2 separate regions of the Homo sapiens genome follow, and region 2 is linked to region 1. The links are chromatin contacts, found by Hi-C or POLR2A ChIA-PET in ENCODE. All regions are on one chromosome and are shown on one strand. Each heading gives the region's core, a stretch centred on a gene start or an enhancer-like site at or near the end of the contact. The rest is flanking DNA. Distances are from core to core; before and after follow the strand shown.

Region 1 (7,289 bases), core at 2,102-4,601:
GTGCAGTAGCTCATGCCTGTCATCCCAGCACTTTGGGAGGCCAAGGCGGGTGGATCACCTGAGGTCAGGAGATCGAGACCAGCCTGGCCAACATGGCGAAAACTTGTCTCTACTGAAAATATAAACATTAGCTGGGTATGGTGGTGGGTGCCTGTAATCCCAGCTACTCTGGAGGCGAAGGCAGGAGAATGGCTTGTTCCCGGGAGGCAAAGGTTGCAGTGAGCCAAGATCACGCCATTGCGCTCCAGCCTGGGCAACAAAAGCAAAACTCTGTCTTAAAACAAAACAAAACAATAACAACAACAAAAAAAACAAAGCTGCAAAAGAAGAGACAAAAATTAAAAAAATTTTCTCCATGGCAAAAACAAATCATCATAAGCAGAAACAAAGACAATCACTGGGGAAGCTATTTGCATCTCAAATCACATACATCATCTCTCCAATGTACTAAAAGCTCCAAGATGAGGTTTCCAAACACTCACTAAGAAATATGGGCAATGGGACCGGGCGCGGTGGCTCACGCTTGTAATCCCAGCACTTTGGGAGGCCGAAGCGCGTGGATCACGAGGTCAGGAGATTGAGACCATCCTGGCTAACACGGTGAAAGCCTGTCTCTACTAAAAATACAAAAAAAATTAGTCGGGCGTGGTGGTGGGCGCCTGTAGTCTCTGCTACTCGGGAGGTTGAGGCAGGAGAATAGTGTGAACCCAGCAGGCGGAGGTTGCAGTGAGCCGAGATCGCGCCACTGCACTCCAGCCTGGGTGACAGAGCGAGACTCCATCTCAAAAGAAAAAAAAAATATATATATATATATATACACACACACATAGAGAGAGAGACAGAGAGAGAGAGGCAATGGCAGGGTGTGGTGGCTCACGCCTGTAATCCTAGCACTTTGGGAGGCTGAGGTGGGTGGATCACCTGAGGTCAGGAGTTTGAGACCAGCCTGGCCAACATGGTGAAACCCCATCTCTACTAAAAATACAAAAAAAAAAAAAAATTAAAAAAAGAAAGAAATTAGCCAGGCGTGGTGGCAGGTGCCTGCAATCCCAGCTACTCGAGAGGCTGAGGCACGAGAACCACTTGAACCTGGGAGGCAGAGGTTGCAGTGAGCCGAGATCACACCACTGCACTCCAGCCTGGGTGACAGAGCCAGACCCCATCTCAAAAAAAAGAAAAAAAGAAAAGAAAAAGAAAAAGAAATATGGGCAATGAATATGAAAAAGCAGTTCACAGAAAAAGGAACACAAACAGAATTTTAAAACATATTCAGTCTCATTTATAACAAAATGCAAATGAAAACTAAATTCAGACACCACTTCTCACCTATTAGACCAGCAAAAATCCAAATGTCTGATAGCACACTCTGTGGGCCAAGCTGTGGTTAAAGAGACACTCTCCTATGATGCTCATGGGAGAACAAGTTAATCCAGCTCCCACAGGAGCAATTTGGCATGTTCCGTCAGAAGCATAAACTCTTTGACCCAGCAAGTATATGTTTGAAACTTACACACATGAACATATACATATGCACATTAATAATGATAGCATTGTCATAAGAGCAAAAGACTGGAAACAGTCCCTATGTTCATCATCTATGGGGTGACCCTACATCCCAGTTTGCTTGGGACAGCCCTGGTTTACACCTTTGCCCCAGTATAATTAATAATACAGCCCTGTTCACTCTTGAAAATGTCCCAATCTGGATGGTTGGTTTTATGGCTACCCTAATCATAGGGGACTAGATAATTGATGCTACACCCATATAATAGAATACCATGCAGCAGAAAAAAAGAATGTGGATGCTTTCTATGTATTGATAGCAATGTGTCTTGGAGACATTTGCCTAAGTGAAAAGAAAAAAACCCAAACAAAAACAAAAAGCCAGGTGCAGAATAAAATGCATAGCATGCTAACTTTGGGGTTAAAAATAAGAGGATATGATGCTACTCACATTTGCCTGTATGTGCCTAAGAAACTCTGGAAGGGTACACAAAATACTGATAACAGTAGTTACCAGTGTGTACGCATCTGGGAAGGGAAGGGAAGACTGAGTGGCACGGTCTTTCACTGTATATTTTTTCATAATTTTTTGAGTCAAGTAAAAATAAATGTTTGAATCTATTCAGAGTTAAACTTTAAGATGAAAAAGTATATAAACTGTCACAGACTTCTAATTCCCTACACAAGTCATCCTTCCTTTTTGTAACAGAACCCCAGACTAGATTTCCCACCCTTCCTTGAAGCTAGGTGTAGCCATGGGACTAATGAAATATAACAGAAAGTGTCACATGAGTCTTCTAGGAAGACATAAACTTTATTCTGTCTCCTGGGATATAGTTGTGATGACTGGAACTCTGGCAGCCATTTTCATTTATGAGGATAAATGCCACTCCCTTAAGGATGTGAGAGCTAAAAGGTGCCTGGATCCCTAATAATTTTGTGAATTCAGCATGCTAGCTTTGGAAGTTTTACCTCTGGACTTCTTTTTTTAATGAGAAGGGAGGAAGTTTCTTACCTTAAAGCACTGTTTTTCAGGACTCTATCCCTTGCCACTTAACCTAATTCTAACTGATACTGACGTGTGCTGATAAAACTACCAAAAAATATGTTAATTTTCATTACCCATTTTTGGTGTGATGATAGGACATTTTTATTTTCTTTGCGCCTTTGGTATTTTCTGTACTGAACATGTATTTTAGCATCAACTGTCACTTTAAAACAACATTTACACGATTACAGAAAATGGATCTTCTAGTTTCTGATTTTGTGTCAGGTAAATTTCACTTTCAAAGGAGATAATGACAGCAACCATCAAGAGGGATAATATCTCCAGAAGCCATTTGCAGTGGTGCTTTGTTAGCAGCAGAGATCTCATAGCATCACTGCTGCTGCAGAAGAACAGGCTGAGACCTTCCAGTTGAGTAAAAGCCGCCTGTTGCTTTAAATTGTAAGTGAGACCTAGAAGATGCTTGGAGCCAGTTCTGATTGAGATTTGCCAAATCCCCAGGCTCAGCTTGTCTGCTTTCTGGAAACAGGTTTCCATTGTCTATGACTGTCTGAAGCAGGGGAGAAATCCTCCATGGCCTGGGGAGATGGATGATAAAACTCACACGGGTGCCCCACTGGCTCACTGACTCATCCTGGAATGATCGGAAGGCCGGAAGCCTGGCACATGTTCTTGGACTCAAACATTGGTTTCCCACATTGCCATATACAAACAATTCCAGAGCGAGAGAATTTTTATAGAAGACCTGTTGAAAGTCTGAGAAGACCATCAGCAGGGAGCTCCCAGATGCCTACAGTTGTGCAATCTGTGAGTCATCCCGTTGGCCCCCTGCTGTGCTTCTCCAGCTGGGCTCGCAGCCTCCAAGGGATGAGGCCTGTCACAAATACCTGCGCGGTGCTGTGATGCACCTTTCTGGCGTGTCATTTTTATGTGAAAATTTGTGGTGGGGAAAGTCAACATTTTTTTTTTTTTTTTTTTGAGACGGAGTCTCCCTCTATCACCAGGCTGGAGTGCAGTGGCACGATCTTGGCTCACTGCAACCTCCACCTCCCAGATTCAAGTGATTCTCCTGCCTCAGCCTCCTGAATAGCTGGGACTAATGGCACGTGCCACCACACCCAGCTAATTTTTGTATTTTTAGTAGAGACGGGGTTTCACCATGTTGGCCAGGATGGTCTCAATCTCTTGACCTTGTGATCTACCCGCCTCAGCCTCCCAAAGTGCTGGGATTACAGGCGTGAGCCACTGTGGCTGGCCTGAAAGTAGTCACTTTTATATGAAACAATCATTGCTATGTCATAAGGGGAACAGAAACTTTTATTTATTTTGTATAAATTTAGGGGATACGACTGCAGTTTTGTTCCATGGGTATACTGAACAGTGGTGAAGTCTGGGCTTTTGGTATAGCCATCACCTGAATAGTGTACATTGCACCCATTAAGTAACTTCTCATGCCTCACTCTCCCTTCCGCCTTCGCACCCTTCTGTGTCTCCCGTGTCTATTATTCCACTCTGCATGTCCATGTGTACATATTATTTAGCTCCCATTTATAATGAGAACATTCAGTATTTGAGTTTCTGAAAACTCTGAAGCATTTATAAGGCTTCAAAATAAAAGATTTCAAAAAAAAATTACTGTAGTACACAGCTTCAAACTGTGTTCTGAGACCCCCTGGGGGCCACTGGGGTACTTTGGTCTAGGGAAAAGGTTTAAAACTCTGGCTTACAGGATTTCACGCTGACGCTAATTGAAACTGTCTTTGGGTCTGTATTACAATCAATCTTGTCTAGACACATTCACCCAATTTCTTCATGAACAAAGGTTTTCTTTAAAAAAATTATTTTTATTTTTTATAAAAAGTGGCTGGAGAAAGTGGGTCTTTTCCATCCTGTACACCCAGCTGGCCACTGGAGCCTCCTCTGCCCCCACCTGGCATCCCACCTGGCCTCCCTTCCCTTCCCTTCCCACCCACTGGGCACATCCACTGCTGTACCTGGTGGCTGTCTCCTGACCTCAGGAGGCTCAACCCTTGCAACATGCCTACCACTGGGCTTCAAGGCACCCATTTCCTGCTGAGGAGGTGGTGCCAGGACACACTAGGTGACCAAAGACACAGGTACCTGCCCTGGCACAGCTTGTAGTCCCTGGTTGAGGGTGGGAAACAGACATTCACCCCAAAATGACACCCATAGCTGGAGAGTTAAACATCTGATGATGGCCCTGAAGGAAAAATTAAGGCCACATTTTTTCAGGGAGCCCAGTTTAATTGGGGTGGGGGAATGGAGAGGTGTTTCTCTAAGGCAGTCTTGCTTTAGGTAGTCCTGAAAGGTGAGTAGAAGCTGGCAGGTAGAGGACAGATGCAGGAATGACTCAACGGGTTGCAGTGGGATTGGATGGGCACCTCCTGAAGGCTTTGGCTGGAAAATTCAGGTCAAATAATCCAAATTGGTTCCTACCAGGGCCTGGAATAGGCCACTGGGCTTTAGAACAAGACACCTCCAGTGGGTGCCATGGTTGTAGGATGGCAGGGAGCCCATCACAGTTTCCTTCCCCAAGAGGTGGCAACGAGGAGGTCACACTGCATCTGGAGTGTATCTGCTTAGGGCTGCCAGCAGTCAGGCTGGGCACTGGACAGCTGCCCAGGAAGCAGAGGAGAAAATAAACCTCCTCCTGGAGACTGAGAAGAGCCATAAACCGGATGTTGGTGGTGGGGGCTCAGGACCTGCCTGGGTGGTTCACTCAGGCTTCACTATTTGCTCCTCCTGCCTGGGCCTCTGGCTGTCCCCTGTCACACAGAGTGACCTGCCTGTCCCAAGGCTCTTACACGGCTGCCAGCAAAATCTGAAATTCAGATAAACAACCAATAATTCCTGAGTCTGTCCCAAATATTGCAGGAGGTGTACTTACGCTAAGAAATTATTCACTGTTGGCCAGGCGCGGTGGCTTACACCTGAATCCCAGCACTTTGGGAGGCCGAGGCGGGTAGATCACGAGGTCAGGAGTTTGAGACCAGCCTGGCCAACATGGTGAAACCCCATATCTACTAAAAATACAAAAATCAAACGGGCGTGGTGGCACTCGCCTGTAATCCCAGCTACTCGACAGGCTGAGGCAGGAGAATCGCTTGAATCCGGAAGGCGGAGGTTGCAGTGAGCCGACCTCAAGCTACTGCACTCCAGCCTGAGTGGCAGAGCAAGGCTGTCTCAAAAAAACAAACAAAAAGAAATTATTCATTGTTTATCTGAAATCCAAATTTAATTGGGCATCCTGTGTTGTATGTGGTGACTGTACTCAGCCTACAAACTAGGCCCCTACCGGAGGAAAGGTTTAAGACTCCGACTTTTAAGGGGCCAGAAGACGCAAAAGAAGATATAAGCCCACAGCAATGCACTGAATGTTTGTGTGCCCCTCTCCAAATTCCTCTGCTGAAACCTGAACCAAGGTGAAGGTATAAGGAGCTGGGGCCTTGGGGAGGTGACCAGGTCATGAGGATGGAAGGATTCCTGCCCCTGTAAGAGGCCAGGAGCAGCTCCCTCTGTCCAAGTGAGGACACAGCAAGAAGGTGGTCTTGGGCAACCGGGAAGAAGGCCTTTTCCAGAGCCCGACCACGCTGCCACCCCGAGCGCAGACTCCCAGGACCACGAGATAGCAATGTTGTTTCTAAGCTGCCCAGTCTAAGGTGCCTCGCGACGGCCACCTGGACGTACAATCACCCACAAGGATACGGAGGAGGACAGCCCGGGCCCAGTGCAGGCTCGAGAGGGAGGGAGGGACAGCGGCAGGAGGCGGGGCTGGGACCGAGCCCGAGCACTCGCCTGGACAGGCGAAGTTTGGGGTGGCCTCCTGTGGCAGGGGGTTGGGGAGCCTAAGCCAAGGAGCCGAGTAGGCGGTGACTGCGCGCCCCTGCCCGCGCCAGGCCCGGAGCGGTCGTCTGTTGAATGGAGCCCCTGATGCGACCAGCATGGGCCAGGCTAGGCAGGGGCAGGAGCCCTTCGGCAGAGCCCCCGTCACCGGCGCGGAGCCGCAGCCTGGGGAGGCCCCTGCCGCTGGAGTCCGGCCCCGGGAGCGCGAGATTGCTGGGCATCCCTGTTCCCTAGCCCGGAGCCCCGCCTAGGGGAGCCCTCCAGTGCCTGCGGGGGCAGGGCTGGGCAGGGGGAAGGGGTCCTCGGGCGTCAGACCCCAGCCCAGCCTGCACCGTCCACATGGTGCAGGGGCGCGGTCCCAGGATGGGCGGCCGCAGCCCTGAGGAGATTTGGCTGCGCCGGCTCAGCCTGGCGCCTTGTGGGCGCCCCTTGGGAGCCCTGAGGGAACGTGCCCCTCGAGACTCCGAGACTCCGTGGGTACCGCTGTCCCCGCCTAGCCCCCTCTTCAAGAGGACACCAGCGTACCGTGGCAGGCACGGTCTGGCTCTGTTGCCCAGGAGGGAATGCAGTGGCACAATCAGATCTCACTGCAGCCTCTATCTCTCGGGTTCAAGCGATTCTCCCGCCTCTGACTCCCAAGTAGCTGGGACCACAGGCGCCACCACGCCCAGCTCATTTTTAGTTTTTTGTGGAGATGCAGTCTCGTTTTTGTTGCCCAGGCTGGTCTTGAACTCCTGCTCAAGCCATCCTCCCATGTTGTCCTCCCAAAGAGCTGGGAAGCCACTGTGCCCGGCCTTGTTTTTCAATTAAGAGATCACAGCAAGTGCTCCTCCTTCTCCAGGACAGGTGGCCGATGGTGGAGCATTGAGCAGTGGCTAGGAGTGCAGGCTTTGGTGCCAGATCACTTAGGTTTAAA
Region 2 (7,289 bases), core at 3,271-5,770, 43 kb before region 1:
TGGGTTTCACATCCCAGGAATACTGCATTTTCAGTCATGTTTGGTTGAAAAAAATCCAATACAAGTGGACCTGCATAGTTCAAACCTGTGCTGTTCAAGGGTCAGCTGTGTTGGCTTTGGTCCACAGTTCCTGGCACATAACTCCCATAGCCCTTGTTACTTCTCCCCAAGACAGGCCATGATAACTAAAAATATATCTTCCTCTGTCTTTCTGTCTTGGAGCTGTCCATAAAGAAATTCTCTGATCTACCTTGTTTGATTGTGACTCATAAGACCCGCATTTCAGAAGGGGTCCTGCCCCTCCCCTAGAAGGAGCCGCACAGAGAGGCCAAGAAGCATTGGAACAGATAGGCTTTGCTGAGTTTCCCCATTCAGCCTGTCAGTCTGAATCATGCCTTTTCGTCCACTCACACTGCCACCCAGTTGTCCATGCTTGAGTCATGTCTATTCAATGGAGAATCCAAAAAAGGGCTACGACGAAAAGGTACGGAGAGCTACAGGACAGCCAAACACATGGAGGTTCCTGAAGGATGGTGCACCCAAGGAGGGCATGGAAACGCCTCGCTCTTTCTCACACCTCACCCTGGTCTATGTCCTTTGTAATATCATTTTTTGTTTTGTTTTGTTTTTTTGAGACGGAATCTCACTCTGTCGTCCAGGCTGGAGTGCAACAGTACAGCTGAGGAAGTGTCCTTCCCCACGTGCCCTGGCCCCTGCATCCTCCACCTTCTCCCATTCTTATCTTCTTTAATAATCTGTCCCTTTGGCTGGGCGCGGTGGCTCACGCCTGTAATCCCAGCACTTTGGGAGGCCGAGGTGGGTGGATCACCTGAAGTTAGGAGTTCGAGACCAGCCTGGCCAACGTGGTGAAGCCGTCTCCACTAAAAATACAAAAATTAGCCGAGTGTGTTGGCGCATGCCTGTGATCCCAGCTATTCATGAGGCTGAAGCAGGAGAATTACTTGAACCCAGGAGGCGGGGGTTGCAGTGAACTGAGTGAGATTGCACCACTGCACTCCAGCCTGGGTGACAGAGCGAGACTCCATCTCGAAAAAAAAAAAAAAGGCAAGCAGGTGTCCCTGCACTGGGCAGGACACTGGAAGGAACGAACCCCTGGGGACTCTGGCATCTCAGGAGGGCTCTGGTAACCACCTGCCACGCCCTCTCCTTTCCCACTTCCTGCTGGGCCTCTGTCCTCTCCCCAGGCCAGTCTCCCTCCTCGGCCCCACCCCTTGCTGCAGACTCTGCCTCCCTCCCTGTGCTCCGAACACCCTCAGGTCTGCATGCGTTTGTCCATCTCCCCAAAACATTCCTGAAGGGCATGGGCCACGTCCTTCCGTCCTTCCGTTCGCCAGCCCGTGGCAGTCACTGCTCTGCTGCAGAGGTCACTGAGCACTGCAGTGAGGCCAGGGAAGCAGGACAACCGCCCCAAATGTAGGAGAGTGAATAACAGGCGACTGAAAAGTGAACACAGGAAACACAGGCAGCTTTATTATTCCAAACAAGGCAGAAACAATCCCAGCCTTTGCAGGCCCACACAACAGGGGAGTTCTGGGAAAGTCCACACTCTGGGAAATGGCTATGCCCCACCACTGTGTACGGAGCTGTGCTCTGATCCATCCATTCTCCTTATAAGGAGCTCATTAGCTAAGGAGATTGACAGAAAAACAGTCACACGGAGGGAATCAACAAAAGGAAACAGCGTGAACACTGAGGTTACGTAAGGAAACGGGGAACCGCCAAGGCCTGCATAACAAGCACTGGCCTATTTCTGGGGCAGGGTCTCCTCCTGCACTGGCTCTGTGGCCCTCAGCTCAAACCAGGCTTAGAAATCAATTCCCAGCTCTCAAGGTGCTCCTAGTATAGATCAAGGGCAGCTACCTGGGGAGTGACATTGAGCCTGGCCAGTCCAGCCACAGGCTGGATGGAGCCTGAGCTTCCCATCGGAAACACTAGCCCCAGAACCCGCCTCCAACCTGCTGCTGAGGCTTTTAACATAGACGGAATGTGTACAAAGCACTTTAGAAATGCAGATTGCTAAGTAAATGCACACAGAGTTCTACTGCCGCTTCTTAAAATTGTTTCCTGTTTGTTTTAGGGATGTTTCTTCCGTTTATAGTCTATCTAGCTCACAAGCTTTAAATTCCTCTGAAATACATACATTTCTGCTATAAAGCAATATATACATTCTTAGAAAACCTCATGTTATCTTATTCCACATATTAACAGGACTTCTGTGAAACATGGGGCTAGAGCAGACCACTCAAACCTACAAAACATTGTCACTAGAGCACTAACAAAATCTTTTGGGACACCCAGGCAGGCAGTTCAGTGGGGCAAGAGGCTGCCACCATGGATATTAAAACTGCACCAAAAAAGTCAAATAGAAAGCCTGGCAAACTTTAATTAGAGCAAGGCTGACAGGTGCCAAGACAGTGCAGATGAAAGAGGAGTTCTGAGCCAGGGGGCTGTTACTAAGATGGGCCTGGAGGCAGCGTAGCCTGCCACGGCCAAGACCCCAGCAGGCTAGGATGTGGCTTTCTACGGGAGTGCCAGCTGCAGGCACTGTTTTTTTCTTGTTCCCAGGAGCCCACAGGGGCTCCTGCGGCAGAGCAGTCAGAGGGCTTTTTCCTTTCCTGCTGAACACTGTCATTCTCCTCCCACTATTCCACCTCCTTTGCCTAGGCAAAATCACAGGTGAACCAAAGCAGTGTCTCCATTATACCAACATCCTTCCCCTGGCCACCTGCCACGCGTGAATTAATTCACAGTACAGAAGTTCACATGGAAGCAGAGCAGCTTATCTGCCCCTGAGCTCTCAGGGCAGCTCATGACCACCCAGAGCACCTCTCCCGTGTACCTACCACACAACTGCATTTTCTGTCTCTTTCCACTGAAGGATGAGCTCCTCCATGGAACAGACTCACAGCTGTATCCAAAACACCTAACACTGCCTGGCAAGCAAATGGTGAGAGAAAGCCTGAGTTTATAAGAAGGGAACAGAACCCTGCCTTCTTAATCAAAGAAACATGTTGAACACCCACCTGGGACTTGGGAGTTCTAAATAAAGCAAGGCATCAACATCAAGTGCATGAACATGGTTTCAGCTTCAGCTTATAAACCACTAGAGGCTATCTATATAAGAGGGGATATTGTTATGACGAGCTTCTGAGCAGCCTCCCATTTTTTCAGATTTCCCATGGGATCAAACTATGAAATTTTGTTTGTTTGTTTTTGAGACAGAGTCTAGCTCCGTCGCCCAGGCTGGAGCGCAGTGGCACGATCTCGGCTCACTGCAAGCTCCGCCTCCCGGGTTCACGCCATTCTCCTGCCTCAGCCTCCTGAGTAGCTGGGACTACAGGCACCCGCTGCCACACGGGCTAATTTTTTGTATTTTTAGTAGAGACGGGGTTTCACCGTGTTAGCCAGGATGGTCTCGATCTCCTGACCTCGTGATTCGCCCACCTTGGCCTCCCAAAGTGCTGGGGTTACAGGCGTGAGCCACCGCGCCCGGCCAGATTTTTTTTTTTAATATTCATCTATTTTTCAGATTTCCTATGGTACCAAACTATAAAAGGTTTTTTTTTTAATATTTATGAACAGAAAAATAAATAGAAATTTTAATAGCACTATAACAATTAAAAAAGTAGAATTCATCTTTTCTTTTTTTTTTTTTTTTTGAGACAGAGTCTTGCTCTTGTCGCCCAGACTGGAATGAAGGTGCAGTGTCATGATCTCGGCTCACTGCAACCTCCACCTCCCAGGTTCAAGCGATTCTCCTGCCTCAGCCTCCTGAGTAGCTGGGATTACAGGCGCCTGCCACCACACCTGGTTAATTTTTTTGTATTTTTAGTAGAGACAGGGTTTCACCATGCTGGCCAGGCTGGTCTCGAACTCCTGACCTCTGGTGATCCGCCAATCTTGGCCTCCCAAAGTGCTGGGATTACAGGTGTGAGTCACAGCGCCCAGCCTAAAATTCATCATTTTAAACCTTCCCACAAAGAAAACTTTAGGCCTAGATGATTTCACTAATTCTGCCAAACATTTAAGGAACAAATAAAACCATTCTTACACAAAAACAACAATAAAAAAAGTAGATACTATTAGATTTTACTTATATGAACGGGAAGCAGGCCTCTCTGCCATCTGCGTCCTGAGGGCAAACCACCTTATCTCTGCAGATGGGCACGGCTGTAGCCTGCAGGCCAGTCTGAGGAAAGGACAGCATCTGCCTGCCCACTGGATAGCAAGGTGTGGTCACCAAAGGTTACTTTCAGGCCGAGTCTTCCCAGGAGGCCCTGGCCCCGGGCTGCTCTGGCTCCTGTGGGGTTCTCATCTACTCCAGCAAGTTCAGACATGTCTGAATTCCAGTGATGGACCTGGCTGGGCCTGAGCTGAGCCCACTGTCTTATGTGAAGGTGGCTGGGAGAGATGCCATTTGTCCTTCACAGTCCCCTAAGAACAAAAGATGAGCAATGCAGGTTGCGGTCAAGAAAGTTGGCAGCACTCCCAACCAGCTTCCTATGGCAAGAAGAGGCAATCCAAGGTGGTCCACCAGTGATTCAACCAGTTGAGACTGAGGTTAGGGGCCAGGACCAGGTCTCCCAGAGTTCCCCTTTGGGCCTGGTGATTCTCATGTGCTGTTTTCATGGATCACATGGGACACAGAGACAGCCCAAAGCTACTGGGCTCCAGACTCTGATCTCCTTCCCATAAAATAAGCAGTCCCTGAGAGAAAGGGCTCCTGCCTGGAACCAGACCAAAAGATAACAGGACACTCTGTCCTCTGCCCCAAAAAGTGCCCTCCCAAGGCTGGGGTTACGGAGCACTGCCTCAGATGTGACATTAACTGTCAAAAGCATCAGCCGCCATAAACACAAGCGACCAGCAAGAGGGGTACATGAGAAGGCACTTGGTTGATGTGGTGTCTGCCAGGTTTCTCCATCATAACTTTCCCATTTTAATTAGCAGGTATCTTGTGGTACGTGTTTGGGGACTGTAAGTATCTTACTCCTCATCAAACTTTCACCTACAAGTTTTAGCACCTATTGATGATTCTTGCCTGAATCAGTTCTTACTATGACAGTCGTGAAATGGTGATTTGCTTAACTCAATCATTCCTTTTCATTAATTAGATGGCATTGTATTATAAGCAAGAGTTCTTGTAATTCACTATTTTTTATTAAAAAAAACCTCCTACCTCTGTTTATTGCTAGGGCCCAGAAAAAAGGATACTCCAGTAGCACTGAGCAAATCTACCCAAATCTTGGTTTTTATATATAATTCTCCACTAAAAGGAACCAAGACTCTTTGGAAAATGGCTAGTACTCAAACTGGAAACTACAATGTGAGCCTGGAATACCTTTCTATGCCAAAATATAAGAAAGTGCTCAAAAACAATAGGAACACTCAAACAGAAGTGACCTTGTAAGGGCCCTCTCTCACTGGCTGAATTTGGGCATCAAAATAAATAACAGGGGCCGGGCGCGGTGGCTCATGCCTGTAATCCCAGCACTTTGGGAGGCCAAGGCGGGTGAATTGCCTGAGGTCAGGAGTTTGAGACCAGCCTGGCCAACACGGTGAAACCCCGTCTCTACTAAAAATGCGTGGTGGCAAGGCGCCTGTAATCCCAGCTACTCAGGAGGCTGAGGCCACAGAATCTCTTGAACCTAGGAGGCAGAGGTTGCGGTGAGCTGAGATTGCGCCATTGCACTCCAGCCCAGGCAACAAGCGCGTAATTCTGTCTCAAAAAAATGGAAAAAATAAAAATAAATAAATAAATAACAGGAATGGATTATAACTCGTTTAATGAAAATAAAATTCTGTAAGTCCATACTGACATTAATAAAATAAGGAAGGGCAAGGAGAAGCTAAAGCTTGTCTTTACAGAAGAATGCAAACTGATAAATGTGGAAGGAATGAGGAAAAAAAAGAAAATTACCAATTTTGTTTTGTTTTGTTTTGTTTTGTGTTGTTGTGTCTTGTTTTGTTTTGAGACGCAGTCTTGCTCTATTGCCCAGGATGGAGTGCAGTGGCGCGATCTTGGCTCACTGCAACCTCCGCCTCCCGGGTTCAAGCAATTCTCCTGCCTCAGCCTTCCGAGTAGCTGGGATTACAGGTGCCCACCAACATGCTCAGCTAATTTTTGTAATTTTAGTAGAGATGGGGTTTCACCATGTTAGCCAGGATGGTCTTGAACTCCTGACCTCAAGTGATCCACCCACTTTGGCCTCCCAAAGTGCTGGGATTACAGCCATGAGCCACTGCACCCGGCCTGAAAATTACCATTTTATAATCACCGTGGTTGCTGTGATTTGAATGTGCCCCCCGAAGTTCATGGGTTAGAAACTTAATCTGCAATGCAACAGTGCTGAGAGGTGTGACCTTTAAGAGGCGATCAGGTCATGAGGGCTCTGGCCTCAGGAATGAATTAATGTCACTATCATGGGAGTGGGTTTTTTATCTTAAGAGTGGGTCTGTTATCTTGAGAGTGGGTCTGTTATAAATGCAAGTGCAGCCCTCTCTTGCTTGCTCACTCTCTCACCTCTCTTACCCTCTCACTTTCTGCCATGGGATGATGCAGCCAGAAGGCCCTCGCCAGATGCTGGCACCTTAATATCAGACTTCCCAGCCTTCGTAACTGTGAGAATGTATTTGTTTTCATTATAAATTATGCAGTCTGTGGTATTCTGTTATAAAAGCATAGAATGGACTAAGACAATAGTAGTAACTCATTCAGGCAAGAATCATCAATGGGGAAAACATACCCTTACAGTGAAGAACCCTGGCAGACACAACCTTTACCATGTGATCAGATTTATACCAACAATGGGAGAAACAGACATTGTGTCCTTCTTACTTAATGGACTGACTGAGGATGCAGCACCACTCATGTAGACAGTATTGCCACCAAAAAGGTTTAACCTGAATGTAACCATAAGGAAACAACCAAACTCAAATTGAGGGACATTTGGCAAAATCACCTGAACTCAAAAATGTTAATTTTTTTTTTTTTTCCCCAAGAAAAGGTCTCACTCTGTTGCCCAGGCTGAAGTGCAGTGGTACACTCACTATTGTATTAGGGTGATGCAAAAGTAAAAGTAATAGCAGCTTTTGCCTTTTTTTTTTTTTGACAGAGTCTCGCTCTGTTGCCAAGGCTGGAGTGCAGTGGCATGATCTTGGCTCACTGCAAGCTCCGCCTCCCAGGTTCACGCCATTCTCCTGCCTCAGCCTCCTGAGTAGCTGGGACTACAGGCACCCGCCACCACGCCTGGCTAATTTTTTGTATT

The links. Hi-C counts contacts between places; a loop is a spot of excess contacts on that map. ChIA-PET counts read pairs that join two places held with the same protein, here RNA polymerase II (POLR2A). Pooled maps may share reads with other maps.
Region 2: a loop to region 1 is called in a map of PC-9, with 6 times the contacts of the local background. The contact joins two enhancer-like sites. A Hi-C loop is called at or near these places in 1 of 168 maps with a recorded cell type or tissue (PC-9) and 1 of 50 pooled maps. POLR2A ChIA-PET finds 5 or more read pairs at or near these places in 11 of 52 experiments (A549, AG04450, BJ and 8 more).

What each region holds. Positions count from the first base shown.
Region 1 is chr17:15,916,918-15,924,206 of GRCh38, reverse strand. It overlaps a transcript of ADORA2B not described here. Among named protein-coding and RNA genes, the nearest start is that of ADORA2B, 25 kb to the left of the region's middle. Within about 2 kb of position 3,351, at least 5 of the 41 ENCODE cell types and tissues checked have a DNase peak (open chromatin) inside an H3K27ac peak, as active enhancers do; they include PC-3 and PC-9, where a contact is called at or near this core.
Region 2 is chr17:15,961,007-15,968,295 of GRCh38, reverse strand. The region is part of intron 1 of ADORA2B (adenosine A2b receptor); the gene reads right to left. Among named protein-coding and RNA genes, the nearest start is that of ADORA2B, 20 kb to the right of the region's middle. RefSeq lists enhancers at 233-817, 818-1,404, 1,405-1,990, 1,991-2,577. Within about 2 kb of position 4,520, at least 6 of the 41 ENCODE cell types and tissues checked have a DNase peak (open chromatin) inside an H3K27ac peak, as active enhancers do; they include PC-3 and PC-9, where a contact is called at or near this core.